Linked DNA regions of Mus musculus: region 2 is linked to region 1. Evidence: chromatin loops called from intact Hi-C (ENCODE). Cell type or tissue: left cerebral cortex. All regions are shown on one strand.

The links. Hi-C counts contacts between places; a loop is a spot of excess contacts. Peaks named below come from ENCODE experiments on the same cell type or tissue, not always from the same donor. Only the 100,000 strongest peaks of a DNase experiment are listed, where the experiment ranks them.
Region 2: a loop joins it to region 1, with 17 times the contacts of the local background. A loop is called at or near these places in 2 of 42 quality-filtered maps.

What each region holds. Positions count from the first base shown.
Region 1 is chr2:45,481,140-45,489,139 of GRCm38, forward strand. No RefSeq gene overlaps it. Among named protein-coding and RNA genes, the nearest start is that of Gm30728, 51 kb to the left of the region's middle. In left cerebral cortex, no CTCF peak of the experiment used is centred here; DNase peaks (open chromatin) are centred at 3,912, 4,130, 4,565, 5,017 and 1 more place; H3K4me3 peaks cover 1,362 bases; H3K27ac peaks cover 1,883 bases.
Region 2 is chr2:45,243,666-45,251,665 of GRCm38, forward strand. It overlaps Vis1. Among named protein-coding and RNA genes, the nearest start is that of Gm28643, 120 kb to the left of the region's middle. In left cerebral cortex, no CTCF peak of the experiment used is centred here; DNase peaks (open chromatin) are centred at 1,201, 3,015, 4,295 and 6,151; H3K27ac peaks cover 1,367 bases.

The sequences.
Region 1 (8,000 bases):
TGTTTGTACCTGTTCACTGCCTCCTGAGGTCTCTTTGCTCTGGTAGTCCCGCCTCCCAACCCTCTTCCTTTTTCAGGATTCATCAGTTATGATCGCAGGCTGATCACACCACTGTGGACATGAAAGCAGAGCCTGAATGCCAGCTGAAGAGAATTTTCTAAGCTCAGGGTAACAATGCACAGTCTTTTCTCTAATCCTGAAAGACTTAATGTCATTTATAGGTAGAAAAATCTAAATACAAAGAAATAGAAAACACACTTAGTTTTGCAGACTTCACATGTTATCAGTTGACCCTTCTTCCACTGATAGATTATCAACCTGTTGACAAATGCTTGTATAAATTGATTTTATTAGTATTTACGGTCATTCTTGTTTTTTCTCTAGAGCAAGTAAGGAAGAGAAATAGAAAACAAAAAAAAAACTGATTTTTTAAAAAAGGTATGACAGTTAACTCTAACTTATAGCAGGCAAAGAAAGGCAATATTGGTTTACCCATTTATTTTTCATAGGAATTCAAAATTAAGATTATGTAAACTCATAGTAATGTAAGGTTATCTATTTTAATGGTTTCCTAGTTGTGTAGATGATGTATAATTCACAAGTACACATGTGTAAGGTAATTTTTGGTCTATAGGTGCACACCCCCTTTAGAACCACAGTTACCTATGGGATTTTGGCTATATGTTATTTTACACTTTATCCTTGCTTTGTAGCATTTAATGCCCTCATAATCAAAATCATTTTTTCATACAATGTATTCTGATTACCGTTTCTCTTTCCCCAGCTCCTTCATGTCCCTCCTACTTCCCTACCCACCCACATATACACCCTTTCTCTTTTTCCTTAATTAGAAGAAAGACATCTAAAAATAGTAGTATGAAGAAAATAAAATAAGATAAAAATAACAACAAGTAAAACAGAATAATAGAAAACATACAAACAAACAGAAAAATCAACCCAAAGAAAAACCACAAGAAACAAGTACAGATGCTAGACATACATTCACACAAGCAGAAAACCCATAAGATATATATATATATATATATATATATATATATATATATATATATATATATATATGATTTGTAAGCAAAAGAGCCCAGAAAATGTATTTTGAAACCAAAAGCCTCCCAAAATACCAGAGTTTGTTTGAAATTGGCCACCTACTGCTGAGGATGGGGGCCTGTCCTTAAGTGTGGTTTGTATACCCGCTTAGGGCCCATTGGAGAAAACTAATGTTCCTTTGGGAAAGGTTATCACCTGGCAATAGCTTTTAGGTGAGGGTGGGGCTTGTGCCTACTTCCAGTTTCAGTGTTGGGATCCCATCTAGCTTAGGTCTGTCCAGGTTCTGTGCCTGCTGCTACAGTCACTATGAGTCCATGTGCTTCAGCCCTGTTGTATCTAGAAGGCTTCTTTCCTTGGTATCTTCCATCCTCATTGGGTCTTACAGTCCTTCCGATTCTTTTTCCTCAGGGTTCTCTGAGTCCTGAGGGGAGGGATTTGATGGAAGCATCCCATTTAGGGATGAGTGTTCCAAGGTCTTTCACTTTCTGCACATTGTCCAGTTGTGTGTCTCTGTACTTTCCCCATCTAATGCAGAAGAAAATTGCTATGATAATTGTTGAACAAGACCCTGTTATAGCAGTGTCTACAGCAGAATGTCTTTTGGAGTTGTTTAATTGCTACATCCTGTTAGCCGAACAGTAGCATTTGGTTTCCCCTAGGTCCATGGCCAATCTAGTCTCAGGTTCTTTGCCAACTGGGCAGTGTTGGGTATGGGTTCTATTTCATGAAACAGTCTTTAGATTACTATCAAGTAGTGGTTCATTACTTCCCCCAACTTAGTGCTTTTAAAAAATCCAAAATCTAGCAAATGGATCTCAGCTATGATTAAGAGTCACATTTATTTTATGAGCCTTTAAAAAAAAAAACTGCAATGCTGTATGGATCAGGCTGAAATTTAAAACCGAGCATCTTTCATGCTACCCGGGGATGGTATAGGAAATTTTGTTCTAACTCTCACTTGAAAATATGAAATATGAATTATTTCAATGTGAACGACATATTAAGAAAAAATTGCATTGTAGAAATTCTGCATGACTTTAATTGTAGGAATTGTAAGCTGAACACTGAAAACTGTAAACATTAAAACCATGCTACATAGGACTGCACAAGACACACATGCATGCATTTCTAACCTCTCCACTACCTCTTTCGCCACATGTGTTCCGAGTTGCTTGCACCCACATCTGGTATCACAGATCCCTATTTAATTTCATGTAGCCTCTCATCTACGTCTACACAGGAAGGCATGGGCTCTAACCCTTCTGGTGCTTACATCCACTTCAAGTCCTCTTCAAGGTAAAATGGTATTACTCTAATTGTGCATTTCTTAACAATTTATTATGTGTAAATCTGGGTTGCCCTTCCTCTTGGATAGATTTAATGACTCAAAAATTTTCAGTGTTGCCTATGATGTAATGCATTTCCATAATAGCTACATCATATAAAGGTATTACGAACCAAACAGTCTGACAAAGTAGAAAATAATTTTATGCATTTGAGTACATTGTGTAAATTTTTAATATTTAATACATTTGGTTTTGAGTGTTATATTCCAACATCACTTCTCTCATAATCCCTGTTGTTTCGTTGCGTGACTTTACCTAGATGGCATTATGGCAGGGTTTTCTGGATAACCAGTCAGGCTTTCAGTTAGGAAGGAGACGCTCGCTGTGGTTGATGTAGTTCTCCTTTTTTTTTTTTTTTATTACACTTGGCTATTTATTTATTTATTTATTTGTGTGCGTGTGTGCATGTGTGTATGTGTGTGTATGTCATAGAATTCACATGGAAGTCAGAGGACATGTTGCAAGGATTGGTCCTCACTCTGCCTGCATCAGAGTGCCTTAGTCTAGTGACAGTGGTAGGAGTGCTGGAGGGGTCAGAGCCATGAGACTGTAGGCACTTTGTTAGTGCTCACGGTTAGAGTGCTATCTCATCTTTCAATTCTTACCAGAGATGTTTAGGTTTTTTTTTTCTTTTTTCTTTTTTTAAAACACCATACTATCTATGCCACATGAAAAGCATCTTGGCACTCTGTAGAGATCCTTAGAGATCTAATTCAAGGAAAACCTACTTCTCAAAAGGGTAGGTGGCATCTCTTGGGTAAAGCATCAGGGTTTTCTGGATAACCAGTCAGGCTTTCAGTTAGGAAGGAGACGCTCGCTGTGGTTGATGTAGTTCTCCTTTTTTTTTTTTTTTATTACACTTGGCTATTTATTTATTTATTTATTTGTGTGCGTGTGTGCATGTGTGTATGTGTGTGTATGTCATAGAATTCACATGGAAGTCAGAGGACATGTTGCAAGGATTGGTCCTCACTCTGCCTGCTGAACCACGTCACTGGTCCAACTTCGTGTATTTATTATTGCTCACTGACAGGAACCAGGAAGAGGTCCATCTCCCTAGCTCATTCATTTATTCATACTTTTGTAAATATGTACTAAGTATTATGTTCTAGTTATGGTGTATATATGGTATGCTGAACAAGATAGACCAAAATTTTGCCATTACAAGACTTACATCCGCAATTAAAATTGGAGTTTGCAGCCATGTTTACTAGATTTTTTCAATGCTATTTTTAAATTTTTTACCTTATTTTATTTTATTCTTTTTGTTTTTTGAATTTGTGAAGGACAATCTTTGAGATAAAATTTCAGTTTCATTTTTAACTTGACAAACAAGATTTAGGTATTTTTTTTTCTCATAAGAGATGCCAAAGACACGTGTCCTCAAAGAGGTCTGGGAGAGTCACCCAGCAAGGCTGCTGCTGTAGACATAAGACCTAGCTGTCTTCTGGGCATGTGTGGGAAAAACTGTGGGAAGCTCAGGTTTGGCTCCAAGTGGCTTTTAAATTGAATTAACTAAGCAAACATCCCAACTATTTGCCACTAGTTGGAAAATTAACCACTCACATTAAACTATTAAAATATTTGACCATGCTTTAGTTCCCAATATAAATTTAGTAGAAACTCATTTTTGTCTTAGAGGAAGAAGGGTAATTCCTTTCGTTTCTTCTAAATATAAATGGGATTTTCTAGCTCCAGGACCCAGAATCTTTCCCAGTCTTCCAGGCCTCTACTTAGCTGCCTGTTCTCCTTTTGTTCTGCAGAGGCCTCTGTGTCTTGGGTGAGGTTCAGAACTACAATGGAGGGGGAGGGATCCTTGAGGTCTCTCCTGAGCCTCACCAAAACGGACAGACACGTTTTTTACTTTCTTAGAGCTCTACATGGTGGGTTTTTTTTATGTGTCTAAGAAATGGAAACATTTTGTCTCATATAAAAAAAGAAATATTTTTATACTGTGCTCCACTCACAGACCACATCAGAGGTATTCTAAGAATAGAATAGATCAAATATATTTTATGGAAATATAATGAGAAAAGGATGTGTTCCCAAAACTCACTCTGAACAAAGGAATGCAGCGTCGTCAGGAATACTTTAATGCGCCTAACAGTTTTCTCATGCGAGAGGCGAGGAGCAGCCCTGCCTTGGAGGACTCTCCCACTTCTCCCTCGGCTCTCCTGAACTTGAAATCAGAACTAGGAAATCTATACATTGTGAATAAGAAAACGTATGGAAAAACCGACTGGGGACGTTAACCAAGAATACATTTTTGAAGGAAGAGAACATCAATACGAAACACTTTGTCATATTTCATTTCATTGATCATGCATTCATTTTATGTATTTCAGAGTACCGAAGCTTAGAAGTAACTGACTTTCTGGGGATTCATATTAGATTTGTTAGTCTCTGTTTCAGGGAGCTTCCTAAGAAACCAAACATCTTACATTCACCTGCCTTCCCCGGACCACTTTATCGTGCACAGAAAGTACAGCAAAGGCAGAAACTACCAAACATGTATCTTTTCTGAAAAACAAAGTGTGTTAAGAACGTAACCGACATTGGCAATAGTGCCATTTCACAGAAACAGCCCACGGGTACTCAGGGTGCCGTGTTATCTGTTTTATTAACGTCACCTGGTCAGAAGTATTTTCTTTTTAAAGAATATGTTATATGCCGGAATAGTAAGTTAGCTTGCTTTTTTAGTTTTTTGAGCTGCTGTACTGTTATATAAGTGTGGTTGTCTTCTCCAGGATTCTGCATTCCATTTATATATTCATAGGGATTTTTCTTTTGGAGCCAGTGTTGTGTCTAAGTGTCTTTATTGCCTTGTCGAGTTTATTTGGTGTAATAAGTTTTTTTTTTTTAAACTACTGAAATATTCTAAATTTGCCAATAATACTTACCCCCTTCCAACCTTGCTGTTTTGTGCTTTCTCAAAAAGTACCGGCACTCTCAAATATTGCTGTTTATTTAATGTATATACCACAGTAACGTCTGAAGGGACTACAGAGAACCACAAAAGGAAAGTCATCATAATATTTATGCATTAAACACACATATTCGTGTACATATATCTATTTTTTGAAAAACCCAAAATGCATATGCTATCATGGCCCCCAAGGTAGCAATAACATATGCAGAGAAAATTTATGCAGTTCCAGGCTGTGAACAAGATTTCTCAGAGCTACTTCCAGAAAACATTACCCCCCCTCCTCGTTCTTCAATCTGTCCACTTACTTCACTCTGAAGACTGCCTTCTCTCTCTAAATTGACTGGTGAGATGCGTAAGGAGCTGGTCTGATCATTTAGGTTTGCTTTTGAATGATTTCTGTGGGACAGTTGAAACAATTTCAAGTGTGTGCATGTGTGCATTCGAGTGTGTGTGTGTGTGTGTGTGTGTGTGTGCGCGCGCGCGCGTGCATGTTTGTATATGTGTACATGACTCCGTGTGAATCTTGTATGTCTTTCTCTGAGTATTTTCTTCCATGAAAATGAGTTGTAGAGTGAATAGACTTTTAAAATATAAGGTAACTCTATTTTTTAAAATCAAGGTAATGAATTAAGGTTATACTTCTAAAGCTACATTTCTTGTACTTATTTTCAAGTGGGAATATTAATGTGATCTATAATACTTTAAAATATTTAAGTTTTTCAATATTTAATTTTAAAAACTTAATTAAAGAATTCTCCAATGAGGACTGAGTACATACCCTGAACCGCTTACTGCTTTCATTACTTAAGAAATGCTGCTGCTGGATTAAAAATGGCAAAAACAAATCATGCTCAATTTTGAATGGCATGCATTCATAACACTTGGGATATAATGTTACAATATTATGATATTTATTAATATTACTGTGATGAATATTCATATAATCTATACTTAGTGTTATACTTATAATATATGCAAGTTTAATATAATTATCTTTTAAACATAATATTTAAAATACAACACACTATATCTGATGTGTTTATATATGTAATTTGGAACATATTGACTACACTGGAATTCTGTTCTTTGGAGATAGCTTTTTCTCAAAGTTCTGATGGCCCCTTCAGGTGCCTATGCAAAATTAACATTAGAACATGTCAAAATGAAGATAAAAAGGATGTGTTCAGTGTTGACATTTCATGTCAGTCATTTGTATTTCTTGACTTTCTGTCTCCATTTTTTTCCTGCAAACAAAAATATACATAATTTGAAGTGTATTTAATGTCTTTTTCCTGAAGTGATAACATGTAATTTATCCATGTAATTTGTCCATCTTAGTTTCTTTTTTAATCAAAATATAATTATTCTCTTAGCCTCTTTCCTTCTTTCCTGAGTAACATCTCCTGTGTTTACTTGCTTGCTGACTTCTTCTTCTTTATTACTGTTGCACATATATAAAATGCATAACTACACAACTACAAACCACTCATTTCATTGAGTGTTGCTTACATGTTTATAATTTCTTGGGCTGTCCACTTGATACTGTTGCTCATCCATGGGGAAGACCATTTCTCCCATTCTTAGCGATTTTAGTTGTTTGTCATTCTTTGTTTAGGGGTGGATCCACCATGAGTTTTCCGTCCTTCACATTAGTATGTCTACTGGTGTTATCTCTGTTCAGGACTTATTTTGTCACCTATACTGGTGGTGTATAATGTGTGAAGTTTCGCTGTCATTTCTTGGAGAAAGCAGAACAGTTATCCTGGTCCTCTGAATCTGGCAATTTTTCTATTTTTCTACCATTTTCTGAGTCTTAGAGGCAAGAGTTGTTCAGTAAATATATCCACTGCAGCTGAGACACTAGTTCTTAGTAATATCAGTAAAACAGTAACATAATAGCTACTCATTGGGTCATCGTAGCACATCAGATTTTTTTCCCATCTGGTCTAATTGTTCACTCTTGCCTGTCTAAACACTATCTGGTGAAGTGCTGCTCCAGGCTTATGATTTGTGCACTTGCTACTCAGACTTTCCTGTGGCTTACCTATGACTCTTCACTCTGATTCCTAAATTCTCCCTTCAGTATACTAAGCTATCCTCATCCAGCAAGTCTGTTTTGGATCCTGTGTTTTCTCTGCCTCCCAATTCCCTAGATATTAATTATCTGCCATATTTATTTATTTATTTATTTATTTATTTATTTATTTATTTATTGTGATGGTAAATCTGGATTGACCTTGTGATTTGCTTGAGAGACCAGTGAAATACATTTTGGGTTTTGTCTATGAAGAGGTTTCCAAACATGGTCGATATGTGGGATCATAGCCTGAGGGAGAAGACCCATTTTGAATGTGGGTAGAACTATCTGGTAGCCATACGTCTGAAGTAGAACAAATTCAGAGTTGAGTAATGAAAGATAATTTAAATTATAAAAAGATGGCAAAAAATTTTTATTGTATATGTACGATTGAGCAGACATGGCCCTTTTGATAAAGTAGCATGGAATGTGTATGAGCCCATGGCAAGAGCAAGGTGTTTCCAGTTTCAGAGGGGCATGGAAATGAAACGAGGTGAGGTAAAAGTGGGAAGGGCATGAAGCACAGGTTAATAGAACTGCTATCTTGGACTGTCTTAGATCCCTGGCATTTAGAGATCCTTAA
Region 2 (8,000 bases), 240 kb before region 1:
TTGATAGTTCAATAATAACAAAAAAATGTATTTAGGTCTTTTCTAAATACTTTTCACCTCCAAAGAATATGAAAAATGGAGAGGAAGATGTCTTAGAAGAATAAATTGTGTTTGCCCTCCGTGTTCACTGAGTGACGGAAGATATTGTTCTGTGAATTACCCACTACTTAACTAGTCCTTAAGTTAGTCTAGCCTTTATGAGTTCATACTTATGGATCTCGGAAAGCCCATATCTTTATATGCTGTCAGAGCTGAATTCAACATACTGTTTCAATATACATTTAAAAACCAACAGATATTTTGTTATAGAAAGCAAGCTGGGCAATTGCCTTAAACCCACGTTTACATTTTTCACTTTTATCACACATAAACATGGGCTAGTTTGAAATAGTTTTAGAAAGTGGGTAACTTATACTTGAGAGGGACGGGAAGGGACTGAATTCTGCTTAAAATAGTATTGCCACTGTAAAGTTTTACATGACAACTTCCAGTCTTTTTTTTTTTTTTCAGATATACTAAAAAAGCCAAAATTAATTAATGTCAGAGACACAGACAAAGGCTGCCAATGAGCACAGGGTCGTGCTGGGGGTGGGGAGTGGGGTTGGGGAGGGGGGAGCGATCCGTGTTGCCCGAGCAAGCCCAGACTTGAGGTTCTCATCAGAGCTCTCCCACGAAACTTCAGAATTTCTCCGGGGCCAAGGAAGTGAAAACACACTTGTGACGAAGACCACCTCAGTCTTCCCTTCCAGGGAGCAAAAGCTGAAGTGTTAGTAACAGCCACAGGGCAAACAGGTAGATGTTTTACCATCTCTGTTTCATGATGGAACTTTTCAAATGTAAATAATTTATAAGGAAAAGAGCTGGGGGTGGGGGGGGCAGATCTGAGATACTGAGACGCTGGAAGGATGGGAAAACGGCGAGGCTTTGTCAGGGCACTGGGTTCGAGGACCCCGCCTAGCATAAACTGTTTACACATATTCCTGCCTTCATTGTTCCTCTCAGGCGATGAGTATCTCTGCCTTCCTTCCTCCCGTGCACTTGGCCATGATTTAGCTTCTTTGGCTTTGCTTCTCTCAAGAATCTTCCCAGTTCCCCGAGCTCCTCCCTGGCTCGCCCCTCTGTCTTCTCGGGGTCTTTTTAAGGAACCGTGGTTTCTGAGTGGCTTCTACATCTCAGCCTTGCTCAGGGACCGGTTTCACACGTTTATTAACGATTGTATTTAAGAACAACTCCTTCACCGTTCCTGTTCTCTTTGATCCGATTTAAATTCAGTTTCGAAACCCTGACTGGAGACAGTTTACTTTTTTTCCACACAGCCGCTCTTTCTACTGTCTCATTTAACACAGCTGGTGTATAAGCCACCGAGTACTAAGAATGCTTAGCATATCAAGATGCATTTGCAAAAATAATTATAATATACCAAAGAGAGGAAAGGGGGGGGGAGCGCAAAGTACACACCCTTTAGTAGGTGTCGCCTAGGCCCCTTAGGGACTGGTATTCAGATTTAACTCCAGTGGCTGGCTTGGTTTGGTAGGACACATTTAGAAGTCAGCCAATGGCTGACAGGTACAGAAGGCCAGTGACTTTGCCTGAAGTACACTTAATATGGGGCATGATTTTGTGGTCTAGGGCTTAAGGGTGGACTCTAGCCTGCTCTCGTTCAGTTTTCTTCCCTTCCTGGCCCCCTCGTCTTTTGAGAACAGTCTCTTCATAGATCATCCCAACAAGAATTCTTATCTCTGGGTCAGTTTCTGGGAAGCTCGCCAAGATATATACCTTTAAAATAATGAACAGGATAATCTTAGAATTATTTGACCACATCTTCAATATACACTAAATGGTCAGTTTTGAGGTGGGCATCAATAGAAGAATGCACTTGAGTTAGGGGGGGAAAACCCTAAAAAATAACAATGGCAAAAATTAATTTGTGTGTGTGCTCTTGGTGTCTCGTAAAAAGAGGAAGTAGTTTTTAAGGAGTTGCAAATGTATAAAATGCTACTGGCCTGGAGAAATTCCAGTGAATGAGATCTGCTTGTCTGTAGTACTTATCTTGGGATTTTTTTTTTACATTGACCAAAGTAGTTTCTGTCACATGATCAAAGCTAATCTCAGGACAGTTCAGACAAACAAGGATAATTATAAGCTCCATCTTCTACATATAAAGACTGTTATTTTCCACCACCAAAGACTGTTTTAGATGTATTAAACCACTTGTTTTCTGTGAGCAGAGACCTGGTCCCAAAGTGTTGTTCAAACCTAGGTCTCTATGCAAAATAAAAGGTCAACTTTACAACTAATTGGAGATACATCTACACCTTTTTCATAGGTTGCTCTTCAGATTCAATCCTGTTTAGCATTACATTGGAAATTCATCTACTAATCTGGAGTTAACTTCAGTCAAAGTTGTTTTTATATTAAATATACACATTAATCATGCCCTATTGTGTAAGGAAATTATTCTGGAATCTAGCAGTTAGAACTGACAAATCGTTATTGTCCCAGAGTTTGTGTGGCTAAGGACTGAGTGGTGGTGGAGGTGCTTCTATTTTAGGGACTTGCACAAGGTCGAAGCAAAAGTGTTATCCACAGCTGCAGTCAGTCTCCTTTGCAAGCTCAGCAGAGTGAGGACTGGCTTTTACCTCCGCCAAGGTGGTTCAGGGCTCAGCTTCTTGGGTGTTCTTGCAGGGCAGCCTGGCGGGCTCCATTTCCTCCCTGGCTAGTGGCCAGTGACATCCCTCAGTTCCTTGTCATGTAGCACTTTTCATGGTGTAGTTCACAAGATGGCAGCTGGCATTCCTTAGAGTGAGCAAGTGACAGAAAGCAAGAAAGGATGGGCCTCAGAGAAGGCAGAGCATTTTCGTAACTGAATCTTGGAAATGACACCCCATCAATTTTTTTTTTTTTTGCTGTATTTTCTCAGTTAGAAATGAGTCACTAGACCTGGCCCATGCCCACGTTCAACGAGTGGATTATACATGGACAGTGTGGCAGGAGCCTTTTTAGAGGCTGCCTACCACAATGTGTCACTTGGCTTCCTCATCTATGAGGACCAGCGACTTGATCCAACCACTGTTTTCTCTTTAAGGAAGCACTGGATATTTTCAATATGTTAATTTCATGGGTTTAGGCATATGTGCTGCAGTTTAGTGCTCTTCTTTCTCGCTTGTTCTCCCTGCCACCCACTCTCCAATTTCTCTTCTCCTTTTGCCTGTCCTTGCTTGCTTCCTCTGCCCTCGTGCTTCAAGCTCTACTCACTTCTCTTTCAGGCTCCCTGATTTGCCCTCTCCTCCTTTCTCATGCTCTCCTGGTCACTGTCTTTAAAGAATGTGAATTGTGTATATCTGTTCGTACTACCATGGCCCTTGCTGTTCTCCCATCTGCTCCTAGGGACCATGGCCAACCAGCAATTTTAGATTCTGCCTTTTAAGTTTCTAAAGAAAGTGATCCAATTCAACTATTGGGTTTGGTGGTGTTTTTTTTTTCTTCTTCTTCAAGTTCCTTTAGGAGGATGACACCATAATGATGTGAGAGGAAAAAAAAATTAATAGAACACTGAGGAATCCCAATTTAGAGGGTCAGTAGAAGGTGGAGGATTTGCACTTGCTACTTTTCCAAGCATAATGTCAGATAGGAGGTTTAACTACTGTCTTTTCTTGTGAATTCTGTTAATTAATAAAAATGATATAGAACAAAGACATATCCCAGGGTGGTGATGATAATACTATAGCTGGTAGTTGATGGTAACATTGGTGTGTCCTGCGATGGTAGTTATAATGATTTTGTTGGTGATGTAGGTGAGGGTATATTGTTACTCACTAGCTTGACAGTGTTCAGTCCTTGAGACAAACTTCATCTGTCTCCAGTGTATAGCCTCACTTGAATGGATGCATGTAGACTAAAGAAGATGTAAGCAAACTGGACTGATAGGCTAGTTCAGTCACTAAAGATGTGGAGAAATATTTTTTTTCTTAAAGCTGATATGACTTTTAGAAAAACTAGTTAGTAGTAGTATTATTTCTATTTTCAGCCATAGAAGAAACACTCAAAGAAAGCAGACTACTTTTATCTACTAGGGAAAAAGAGCTTATTTTACATGTAGGGTTGATAAATAGTAGTTATCGACAATTGAGAGTGATTCCAAAGCTTGAATTTATCTGTCTGTTTGACTCTTTGTCTGTCTATCTATATTTGCATCTTGGGGGCAAAGACGTGATTAGAATGCTCAACTTTCCATGCCTACAAAACTAGTTGGCACCTATCTACTGATTTCAATGCAGGACTTACAGTCAGCAGACATCAAACAAGTAGCATTCGGATCACTTGAAGAATAGTTGTTTAGTGAGTTACAATGAATGAAGTCTTTAATGAGTGCTGGCATCAAATTCTGGCCTCATTTGTTCCTTGCCATGCCCTGTTCTGCATCTGGGATGCCCCAGGCACTCTTTTTGAGGACACTTGACCTACCAGTCATATTTCAGAAACTACAGATTTGGTCTTTGCTGATTGAGTTTAGACTCTGAGGAGTTTGAGTTGCTGGATTACATATAGGCTAATGACCCATCCAATGCTAAAGGCAAAAGCTTAAAGTGCACTAGTAAATTAAGCCATGGCATTTTCAGAAAGGAAAAATTTATTATGTCGTTGAACTTGATTCAATAAGCTTTACTTCTTTAGATATACTGCACTACAGAAAAAGTAAGAAATGAATTTTTAACAAGTGTTACCATTTTTCCTCCACTGTTCCAGGTAAAGGATACTCACAGAAAGTTAAGAGGCAGACATTTCATTGGGATTAAAAGAAAGCCATTAAAATGATAAATAGTGAAAACTGGCTATGACTACCCAGCCAGGCATTCACTTTGAAGTTCTGAGAGTATGTGCTTCAGTTAGTAAACATAGGAAAACTAGGTTTGCTTAATTTGATGGTACCTTGGGTGAAGTTTTCAGAGCTTGGCATACAATTTCAGAAGCTCATTGACACAAAGATGTCAGCAGCAATTGTTGTTGATGTTCAGAGTTTAATGTGAAATGTAGGGTGTAAAAAGAATAGAAATCACAGTGGAAGTTTTCTGCATCATCCAGAAATGACTGTGACATGAAGAATATTCTCTTAACTTGGAGATAACTGCAAAACAGGAAAGAATTGATATTCAAGCTACATATAGCTCATGGTTACTTTATAGAACAGATCAAATGTTTATAAATCAGCCAGACATACATGGTTTAATATACATCTGTAATCAAAGCGCTCCAAAGACAGAAACAGTGGGACAGAGTATGGGAGGCCAGTTTCAAAGAAAGAAAAACAGCAAGCAAATGTTTTTGAGCATTATTTTATGTAGAACTGAAGAAATCATCGAGTCTACCATTTGTCATTTAACAATCATCTCAGGTGTCCGAAAATGAACTGCAGAAGCAAATGGTTAAAAAAAAGATTTTAATCAGAACTAAAAGTATCAATTCTTATAAGGGAGAAACTTTTAATATTTATATTCTAAGTAATGAGGTACAATTTTCTATTAGTAATTATTATTAGTAGTATTTAATAAATTGTTAAAATCCTCAAAGAATAGGGTTATTAATCTGTTAATTGTTTTTAATGACTTAATATATGACTGAGTCAAATAAGAGACACTTTGGGACAGGTTCGTGTTCAAGAGACTTAGCTTTGTAATTTAGTTAGAATTCTTTCCTATCACAGGAATACAACACACCTTGCTCAAAATGAACACAGACACACACATAGGCAGCTCACTTCATTGATTCCTGAAAGGGGATAGCTTATTAAAATTTCAGAAGTCAGGTTTTAAAACAGATATGACTTGAAATATGGTCTCTTTTCCCCTCATTCGATCCAAAGTTCATTTTTATTTTATTGTGAGATTATTAAACCTTGGACCATTACCAAGAATAACAGAGAAGAATGCTCCTGTCTGTTTTTATGACATGTCTAATAAAGCAAAGAAAATATACAAATTAGCTTTTCTTTGTAATCTAAGCAAATTTGAGGTAAAACAACATGGTGAGGACAGAGAAGATAAAGTGGGAAATTTGTCTGGGCTCTGTAGAGTGCTAAATTTCACAAAGGAGCTCTTCCCACTCATTCCAGAAGGAACATCCTGCCTGGTTTTTCCTTCAGTTGCTTCTTTATCAAAAAATAGAAGGTTATAAAGAGAGTGTGTCATAGGCCAAGGTCATCACGGCTTCTGAAGAGCCATGACATGTCTACTGGGTAGTGTCAGAAAGGCCAGCTATGTCTAGTCACAAATGTCACTGTAAGCATCCCAATGTATTAGACAATGTAGGCTTGTCTTAACACATGCCCCTGTGAACTTATTGTGTGGCAAATTTTTAGAAAGCATATAGCCTCCTAAAAACATTGCAAGAAGTGTAGAACACCCCTCTTTTTCTCTTTCTCTTCCTCCTCCTCTTCTTCCTCCTTCTCCCTTCTTCCCTTTCTTGTCTTTTTCTTAGTTTAGTGTTTTTCAAAACTTTACTGACCATAAGAGTCATCTGGGCATCTTGTTAAAATGTAAATAACAAGTTACCTTGGGGGCATCTTGCTAATTCAAAGACTTGTGTGTATCAAGGATTTAGATAGCAGCTTACTTGATTCTTTTGTTAAAAGCAATTTCTCAATGTTATAATCCCGACAGGGCCCTCACTCATGGAGTGCCACTATGTGAGAAGACTTGCATGATATTACTTTATATATTTCTTATCCATACACTCCTTTGCATTCTGAAGGCTCTATGATGTGGCATAGAAATGATTGGAAAATGTAACGGGAAATCTTAAGTCTGAGCCTTAATAACCAGTCATCTTCCAGTCACTTCTTTTTTCTATTGGAAACTGTATGGCTAGTGTTGCCACAGTATCATCTGGGGGTAGGGCAAGTCTCCTGGCACAGCTGTGAAGGATTTTCTAGGTTGGGTTAGCCAGTGGGGTGTGCCTGTGGAAAACTGCCTTAATTAGACTAATTGAGGTAGGAAGAACTCATTGTGAATGGTACCCTTCCCTGGGCTAAGGCCCTAGACTGTATACAAAGGACTTCTCCTTTGTATATAAAGGAGCTGAACCCAGGCCTTTGTCACTTTCTGCTTTTTGACTGTGGATGCAGTTGCGATGTCTCAAGAAAGTGTATCATTCTGAATGATGAACCAGAGTAAAGCCCTTCTCCCTTAAGTTGCTTTTATCAGGGTATTTTAATCTCAGCATCAAAAAAGTAAGGCAGGGATGATGAGAGATATATTTCCTAGGTCAGTAACATTTACTTTGCAAAGTAAAAAATTATGTCTGTTTGAAATAAAGATTCTTTATGACGAAACTTGCAGGGCACATCCCTGTGCTAGCTAAGAAGGGTTTCACTCAGGCACTGTAATGGTGATGTCCCTATGAGGTAACCACTGAGCAACCCCTCTAGCCTGAGCTTGACTTTAAATGTATCTTAAATATATTATTCCATGACCGGGTTCTTTACTTTGTGTTTTGTACTATGCATGTAAAGTAGATATATTTAAGTTATCATGATGAAAGAAGCAGCAAGGATACATATATGTGTGTAATAAACTCTGCCTATCATCCACTGGCAAAAGCTATAGATGTTAGGCTATTTATGATATAATGCTATAAACGCTGGCTCAGGAGGCTCTGGTAAAAAGATAGATGTGAGCTTGAGTCCAGTCTGTGCTATATAGTGAGTTATAGCATAGTCTGGGCTATATTGTAAAATTCTGTCTTAAACTATACCACCCCACAAAACAAAGCAAAACCAACCCCCACAGACCCTCATTCATTAAGACTTTAGTCTTTTAGTTCTAGCATCTGGGTTTCCTTGACTAATACTATATAAGATACAGCAACCTAGAAGGAAATATAAACTACTTAGATAGTCACAGTTTATAGGAAAGGAGAAGATTTAAAATAGAAAAGTCTATAATATCAGACACGAATAGAGAAGAAGTTGTAATCTTAAACCAAGGGTGGTGACATGTACCTGA